2 separate regions of the Homo sapiens genome follow, and region 2 is linked to region 1. A link is a loop called in an ENCODE intact Hi-C map of the cell type or tissue named here. Cell type or tissue: endothelial cell of umbilical vein. All regions are shown on one strand. Each heading gives the region's core, and the rest is flanking DNA. Links, peaks and the distances in the headings are about the cores only. Region 1 overlaps FGD4 (FYVE, RhoGEF and PH domain containing 4). Region 2 overlaps FGD4 (FYVE, RhoGEF and PH domain containing 4).

What was found. Hi-C counts contacts between places; a loop is a spot of excess contacts. Peaks named below come from ENCODE experiments on the same cell type or tissue, not always from the same donor. Only the 100,000 strongest peaks of a DNase experiment are listed, where the experiment ranks them.
Region 2: it touches region 1 in a loop (2.8-fold over the local background); 4 of 110 quality-filtered maps call a loop at or near these places.

Annotation. Positions count from the first base shown.
Region 1 is chr12:32,531,719-32,536,114 of GRCh38, forward strand. The region is part of intron 1 of FGD4 (FYVE, RhoGEF and PH domain containing 4); the gene reads left to right. Among named protein-coding and RNA genes, the nearest start is that of FGD4, 130 kb to the left of the region's middle. In endothelial cell of umbilical vein, for the core only: no CTCF peak of the experiment used is centred there; DNase peaks (open chromatin) are centred at 2,483 and 3,713; H3K4me3 peaks cover 1,589 bases; H3K27ac peaks cover 2,859 bases.
Region 2 is chr12:32,584,395-32,588,790 of GRCh38, forward strand. The region is part of intron 4 of FGD4 (FYVE, RhoGEF and PH domain containing 4); the gene reads left to right. Among named protein-coding and RNA genes, the nearest start is that of DNM1L, 93 kb to the right of the region's middle. In endothelial cell of umbilical vein, for the core only: no CTCF peak of the experiment used is centred there; a DNase peak (open chromatin) is centred at 2,147; H3K27ac peaks cover 1,507 bases.

The DNA.
Region 1 (4,396 bases), core at 76-4,075:
AGGCTCTGTAAACATTTTTTGTCAATGTAAATCCTCCTTTTACTTAGGTTAAGTACCTAAGAGTTAGGATTGCTGGCTCATAGGATAAGTGCATTCCCACCTGATGAGAAACTGCTATTGCTCCTATTGGGTAGCCTAGAATTTAGTGTTAAGTTTGTGGTAGATGCTGCAGATTATTACAGATTGTCCACTTGTGGGCAATTGAGAGTCAATCATAATTGTTATATTTTATTTTAGTTATCACTTTCTCCTGCAAACCATGTTTTGATTTTTGGCTTTCATCTATAAAGATTAAAAGTGAATACAGTAGTGTCCCTTTATCCACAGGGGATGTATTTCAAGACCCTAGTGGATGCCTGAAACTGCATATAGTACTGAACAGTATATATACTATGTTTTCTCCTTTACATCCATAGCTATGATAAAGTTTAATTTATAAATTAGTCACAGTAAGAGATTAACAGCAATAGCAATAAAATAGAACAATTATAACAATATACTGTAATAAAGATTATGTGAATGTGGTATCTCTCTCAAAATATTATATGTAATATTTTCAGACTGAAGTTGATCACAGGTAAAGGGTGACTGCTATACCATTATATCTTAATTTGTTGTACAACAGTGAATTTAATATCTTAATGGTTATCACTGTACTAGCATGAGTGATCAAGATTTTTGACCTCCTAAACTTAGTTTTCTCTTCTGCAAAATGGTGATAAATTAACACTACCTTACAGAGTGATATTCTTCTGTAAGATGGTGATAAATTATTACCCTGCAATAAGGACTTTATGAAATTCTACATGGAAAATGCTTAACATAGCAATGGGCAGAGAGCACATGTTAGCTTTTTTTTTTTTTAAAGTGTTTGTTTTAATACCAAACCTGAGATTACAATTTAAACATTGCTATCAAAGCTCAGGAAGTACAGACAGACGTTGGGGCATTTTTGTGACAGGGAAGTATTCTGGTTTTTACATTACTGAAATTTGCTAAGGCTAAGTGGTCTTGGAACCAAACCTAAACAGATTCTCTGCCACAGTGAAATTTTAACACATATGGGTGGAGTTTGCAAAGGAGTTAAAAACAATTCAGGTTTCTTCTCTTTGACTTTTTTCTCCATGTACTATTACCCTATTCTGTATCAGATTAATTGTAAAGCTTATTTATTTATGCCTTATATACACATTTCTGTTATTAAAAAAGTACCACTTTCATTAGAATGATTGACAACCTTTGTGTCCTGATGGGGAGCTTGTGTTGAAGTGGGAGAACAAACCCCTCACACCTCATCCTCAGCACTGTATTGGCTCCTGCCTGACATCCATCAGCTCCTAGCAGGTGTGCAATTTAGCAAGTCCTTTAATCCTCCCTAACCCAGCAATTCACTGCCCCAGTGGTTCTCAAAGTGTGATTCCTGGAGTGAAGGCCCAGGTCAGCAGTGTCACTGTCACCTGGGAGCTTGTTAGAAATGCAAATTATGTGGCCCCACCATGCACTGAATCTGACTTTGATAGGGCACTCAGTGATGTATGTCTTGATAACCCAGTAGGTGATTCAAGTGCACACTAGAGAGAGGGAACTACTGTGTCTGGACACAAAGAGGAGGGGGTTGGAGAGGTTATTTTCCCCAGTGAGGGAGAATGTCTGTAACCTGTTAACTCATTATGATTTTATAAATATTTTAATCTGACATTTTCTTTTGTTTGTTTGTTTGTTTTTGAGATGGAGTCTCACTCTGTCACCGAGGCTGGAGTGCAGCGGCGCAATCTCAGCTCACTGCAACCTCTGCCTCCTGGGTTCAAGCGATTCTCCTGCCTCAGCCTCCTGAGTAGCTGGGATTACAGGTGCATGCCACCACACCCGGCTAATTGTTGTATTTTTAGTAGAGATGGATTTCACCATGTTGGCCAGGCTGGTTTCGAACTCCTGACCTCAGGTGATCCACCCACCTCGGCGTGCCAAAGTGCTGAGATTACAGGCGTTAGCCGCCGCGCCTGGCTTTAATCTGACATTTTCTGATTTTTCAAGGCCATGAGAAATTACTAATGTACTTATAAAGACAGATAAAAATGAGTAATAAATATTTTACCAGTTAAACTATGTTTTGAAATAACATATACGACTTGTTTTCCTTAGGAAATTTGTATGTAGTATTTATTAATTCTGTATTATTTAGTCACTGAAATCAATGAGCTATGCTGGAAAGGAAAACATAAATGGGATATTTGAGGTCATTCAAAATGAGATTTTAACATCTTAAGCTTGTGAATCATGAATCTGTAACCAACATCTTTGGTCCAGGGCAGGAGCCCTGTTAAAATAGAAACAAACTGTTTTCCCATTAGCTTTTTTAGAGCATTACTAATAGTTAAGGCATTAGTCCATTTAGAAATCGCCCTATTCCCAGCTGTACTTTGAATGCTTTTAAAGGTTCCATGTGCCTCAGTTGTTTACTTTACTTTGATAAATAGAAGTCTCTCTGTGCTCATACACTCCCTCTCATGCAATGTACTGCAGCAGTCCGTCCTCTGGGGAGGTGTGGCATGTTTTGCATAAGGTCGTCCTTGGGCAGTAAGTTCGAAGAATGCACTGAAGTCATAGTGCATTGGTCTGAGCTCCTGGCAGATCCTGTGTAATCTTCAGCCTCCCTGAAGCTTTACAGCCAGGAGTGAGATTTTATCACATGAACTTTAAAAGAGTAAAGCCAAATATCTTTTTATTAAACCAGAGTAGATTAATTATCAGTATATGTGAAATCATGTCCACTGATCAAGGTAAGTGGTTTCATTTTCTAGTAGATATATTTTTTTCTTCCCCAGCGTGGGTCACTTTATAACACTGCATGCCGAGGGATGTAAAAGTGGCAGAGTTTGGTTTTCTTTTAAAGTTAATAAAGCTCACATTGGTTTTCAAGTTCAAGATTAAAATATGTGCTATTGATGGGTTTTGGCTCTCCAGGAGGCTTCTTCTGGGCTAACCAGATACAAATGAGTTTGATAGTTAAGTTTCTCTGGCTTATTTTTATTATCATAAGTAAAGTTTGGAAATTTGGTCATTGAGGGGAGAAATATAGAGAAAGAAAGGAACAGTTTTCTCTTTTTCCTCCCATTTCTGGTGTGAACAAATGTTAAGAAATATTTACCACTAATCATTTTTCTAGTGCTACTGCACGGAGCATTGTTCTGTTAAAACAAACAAAAATTCCCACCATCCCAGTCTTGTTTTGGTGAAGTTCAGGGGAGTAAGTATTATTTGTTTTTCTGTAAAAGACAACATTGTAGAGATAGGCATGAGTTTGTTTTTTAAAAATTGTTAGTGGTAGTAGTATTAAGCCACTGTGGTCTCTTTGAGTGTTGTAGAGAGCATATTAATGAGAAATTGAGTCTTTGAAATAGAAATGTAATTCAACTGTGTGATAGAAATGTAATCATGTGACGGGAAATGTCTGCTAAAAATATTTTTAATCACTGAAATGGGTTCATTTTGTTTATTTTCCCATTCGTTTTTGACTGGATATAAGCCTCACTGAAAAATGTCCACACTGCTGAACAAGATAAACTACAACTTAGAACCGGCAGCCTTCACAGTTACCAGTATTCTTTCTGATGGTGGTGTGGCTCTTTCCTTCCTTAAGTGTCAGGGGCATACGCTGAGTGTGGAAGCCCAAGGTTGGGGTTGGTGACAGCACTGCCTCAGGAGAGCTGAGGCGCCACTCCTGCAGCTGCACAGCTGGCTCCGTTCCCAGGTTCTAGTAGCTGCGGGAGGGTTAAGCAGCCCAGTCCATGCCTGCCCCTGCTCCCTCCATCACTCAGGCAGAAGCCTGAATTCTTTTGCAGGCGTTCCACCACTCTTGCATAAAGTTTGGAGGTCTTGTGATCTCTCCAAAATTTACCATCATACTCTAAATATGAAATTAAAAAAAAAAAAAGAAATGCAGCAAAAGGGAAGTGTTTTCTCACCCCAAGCAGTGAAGTTTTAGGTTCTCTTTTTCCTGAAATAGCTTCTGTCCATTCTCATTTATCTTCAAACAGTTAGAGATGATTGGAGAGACAGTATTCCCTCCTGGAAGGCAGCTCTTAATTAGAGAGGAAAATATTTCTAGAACAGGAAGATGAAGCTTGAGAGGTGAATGTTGATAAACATAGAGAACTTGTTGGCTCTTGTTTTCTGCTTTAATGGACAGCACCCTTTAGAGAGTGGCCACTACAACAATATGGACTTTATAAGTTCCTTTTTAGGTTTTTAAACTGAGAAGACAGTAATATAGCACTTCCTGCCTACACTACTGGATAATTTTGTTAAATCATCTAAGAAAAATTGTAAATATGCATATTTAGTGCACATGTTATTTTATAACAGTTTTTTTTTTTTAATGACCTGAAAAAACTTC
Region 2 (4,396 bases), core at 192-4,191, 53 kb after region 1:
TTAAGAAAAAGAAATTAATAAAAATGTCAATGGTAATATAGTGGACCACACAATTAGAACAAAGAAATCTCAATTCTACTTCTGGCTTGTCTATTAACTAGCAGTATGAGCTTGAACAAGTCAATAATTCTTTGTGTGTTTAGTGAAAGCATCTAAACTGTATATAATCTTAAGGCCCTATCTTCATGTTGTAACCCCCCCCTCCCAAAAAAAAAGAAAAATCTTAAGGCCCATTTCAGTGATTATATATTAATTCTGTTATGCTGTGATATAGGTATATTCCCTTGTTAGCATAGCACACCAGATTATCAGCTGCTGCTTAAGCTGTCCAATGTGTTGAACTTCTAAGATATAATGGAATATTTTTAATTTCAATATGCAGACAACTGAAAAACTTTAATCTTCCTGGAAGTGGAAATAGATACTTACTTCAGAATAGTCTTAAATGTGTTTCATTTAAGCTGTGTTAGATTTGATGGGCATTTCCCAAATGCCCATAGGAGTGGGAAAATGAAGGGATAGGGAATGAAAGAAAGGAGAGCAGCCGGGTGCGGTGGCTCACACCTGTGTAATCCCAGCACTTTGGAAGGCCGAGGTGGGTGGATTGCTTGAGTCCAGGAGTTGGAGACCAACCTGAGCAACGTGGCAAAACCCCATCTCTACTAAAAATACAAAAAATTAGCTGGTGTGGTGTCATGCACCACCAGCTACTCAGGAGGCTGAGGTGGGAAGATCGCTTGAGCCTGGGAGGCAGAGGTTGCAGTGAGCTGAGATCCCACCACAGCGCTCCAGGCTAGGTGACAGAGTGAGACCCTGTCTCAAAAATTTTATATATATATATATATATATATATATATATATATGTATATCTTAAAGGCAACTTTTCTTTATTCACTTAGAACTGAACGGTGAACTCAGAAAATTCTTTTTTGTGGCTACTCAGTTTACTAGGTTCATAATATAAGAAAGAAAAATGTGAAAAAAATTGAACTGTTCAATTAAAAAATTCAGTGTGCCAGTCTCACTCTCCTGGGCACCAGCAACATAGAAATGGACTAGACAAGCCCTATCAACAAAGCCTCAGTCTGCTGAGGGGTGAGAGACATACACAAATTGACATAATATGATACAGTAAGTGCTTTGGAAATACAGATGACTGGGCCAGGTGCAGTGGCTCACACTTGCTATCCCAGCACTTTGGGAGGCTACGGCAGAGGATCTCTCGAGTCCAGGAGTTTGAGACCAACCTGGGCAACGGGCAAAACCCCATCTCTACAAAAAATTTAAAAGTTCGCTGGGTGCGGTGGCACTTGCCTGTAGTCCCAGCTACTCGGGAGGCTTAGGTGGGAGGATTGCTTGAACCCAGAAGGTCGAGGCAGCAGTGAGCTATGATCCTGCTACTTCACTCTCACCTGGGCCACAGAGCTGAGACCTTGTCTCAAAAAAAAAAAAAAAAAAAAAAAAAAGGGAAATGCAGATGAAGGAGCAGTTGTGCCCCAGGAGTACTAGTTGAGGGCCAGGCTGCTGAGAAGCAGTTGAAGTAGCCTTGAAGCAAGGATGGGAGATTGCTGGGTGAGATCAAAGATACGCTGGGATGGGGGTGAGTGAAAGTGTGAGCAATGAGTAGAGGCAAGATTGTAGATGCTGCATTTGGAGGAATATTTCTGACTGCATAATCAGAGGTCAGAATGGCTAGAGAAATTAATACAGAGGTACAAGGCTAGATTTAGAAGAGTAAGCTAAGAACAGACTGCAATGGGCTTTTGAATGCCTGTTAAGAATATACATATTTTTTTCCTGAAAACATTAGAGACTTTTAAAAGTTTGGAAGTTTAAAAAGTTTAAAAATCTTAAAAGGTTTTTAAAACCTTTTAAGTTGCTAAAAGTTTACAATTTTCATTGAAAAAGAAGAAAATTGGCAAAGCACAGAAAATACACACAAAAACCACACCCATAATTCTACCAGTGAGAATTGCTTAGATATTTGATATTCTAGCTTGTTTTTCTGAGCTGTTTGAAAAAACATACTTGATCGCATAATGTATGGTCACTCTGTATCCTGTTTTGTTGGGTTATACATAGGTATTTCCCCCATATGAATTCAAACTTTCCATAAGCCTAATATTATCTGGCCTCAGAAACAATTAAAGCATGGAAGTGACATGATGACACATGTGTGGGTTTTTGAAAAATGAGTCAGATGAAAGGGAAAACAGATGGAGCAGGGCACGTGGTTAGGAAGCAACTGTACTAGTCCAGGTGTGAGATGAAGGGGGCCTGGATGAAGCAGAGGGTGAGAGACAAGGAAGATTCTGAGGACCTTGTGGCTAGATGTGGGGGTTAAGTCAGGTTCAACTCCTAGGCTGGATGAATTGGCAGATGGCACATGAACTACAAGAGAATGGAAGGCAGAACCTATTTTGTGGGCAAAAAATAAATTACATTTTGCAATACTGAATTGAGGGGCTTCTTGGAAGTCCAGGTGTAGATGTCTTACAAAAATAGAATATTCTGGGCTGGGTGCAGTGGCTCACCCCTGTAATCCCAGCACTTTGGGAGGCCAAGGTAGGGGGATCACCTGAGGTCAGGAGTTCGAGACCAGCCTGGCCAGTATGGTGAAACCCCATCTCTACTAAAAATACAAAAATTAGCTGGGCGCAGTAGCAAGCACCTGTAGTCCCAGCTACTAGCAGGCTGAGGCAGGCGAATTGCTTGAATTCTGGATGTGGAGGTTGCAGTGAGCCTAGGTCGCACCATTGCACTCCAGCCTGGATGACAGGGTGAGACTCTCTCAAAAAAAAAAAAAAAAAAAAAAAAATTCTGGAAGCATTACGATTTATTGGTTTAGGCATGAAGGCTTTGGAATGAAAATACCTGAGTTCAAATCCCAGCCCCGTCACTTACTAGCTAGGTGACCACTGACACATCACTTTTTTTGTAATTAAAAAATTTTAATGGCTATTGCTTATTTTTTATTCTGTATTTATTTATTTATTTATTTATTTTGAGACAGGGTCTCGGTCTGTTGCCCAGGCTGCCAGGCTGGAGTGCGGTGACGCTATCTCGGCTCACTACAACCTCCACGTCCTAGGTTCAAGCAATTCTCCTGCCTCAGCCTCCTGAGTACCTGGGACTACAGGCATGCACCATCACGCCTGGCTAATTTTTGTATTTTTTGTAGAGATAGGTTTTCACCATGTTGCCCAGGCTGGTCTTGAACTCCTGAGCTCAAGTGATCCACCCGCCTCAGCCTCCCAAAGTGCTGACAGGTGTGAGCCACTGTGCCTGGCCAGACACATCACTTTAACAAACTCTCCAGGCCATGGCTTCCTGACATGTTGAAATCATTGAGATGACAGGAAGGAAAGTAATGGTGTGGGTTTGAGAGAAGGAAGTAGAGTTGCTAATTAGGTTAGTTTTGTACTCTTATACTAAGTTTATGGTTCCTGCAAAACATCCATTTGGAGATATTAATTAAGCAAGTGGAACTGTGGATCCAGAGCCCAGGAAAGAGGGTAAGAATGTTAAGAGGATGGTGCATGAGGGTGTGATTAACATTGCCAAAGCAGAATGTGTAGGAACAGGAAATGGGCCAAGAGTTGAGCCATGAAGCACAAACAATAGAAAAGGATGTTTAATAAATTGTCCAAGAGGAGAAAGAAGAGAGAACAGTGTTTTGGAACCACAGGGATGGAGGGGAATGGGGTAGGGGTGCAGGCATATTGGAAAGCTTTAAGGAAAAAAGCATGGTCAGCATTTAGAATATGGAACTAGGAGTTAACTTGGAGACCTAGCCTTTAGTAGGCCTTGATAGCTAACTAGCTGTATACTAGTATATAACTTGGTGAACTTGAGTAATTGAACAAAGTTGAGCAAATGTATATTGCACATAGGCTATGGGCAAGGCACCGCAGTAAATACAAAGAAGAAACTTACAGTTGAGATGGAGAGTTAAGACAACAAATGACCATTACTCAAGATATCCTGAAGTAAAGGGAAAAGGCCTCACTGATAAAGCTAAGGTTTACATCATGGCTATTAGTGTGAATTCACTGTTGTTAGCAGAAACGGAGAAGTCATGGAGAATCTAGGACGGACTGAGGGACCACAGCACGGAGGTAGCTTGCAGGCTTGGTGATTGAAGTGTCGATTTGGGCAGTCCTCTGCCAAGACCAGCAAGAAGTCCTCCAGGTGCAAGACTTGGAGCTTGGAGAAGGTGCTGTTGTGGCAACAGTGACCATGATTCTGAGAGCATCGGGCAAAGACTATAGAGCCAATCAGAAGTCTTCCCAGCATTGCTGAGTGGCCTGGAATTCAAGAAAGAGAAAAAGCAAACTTGGAGTGGGAATTAGCCAGGATCAGCAAGTCAGCAGTGCCAAGAGAACAAAGGATGGGG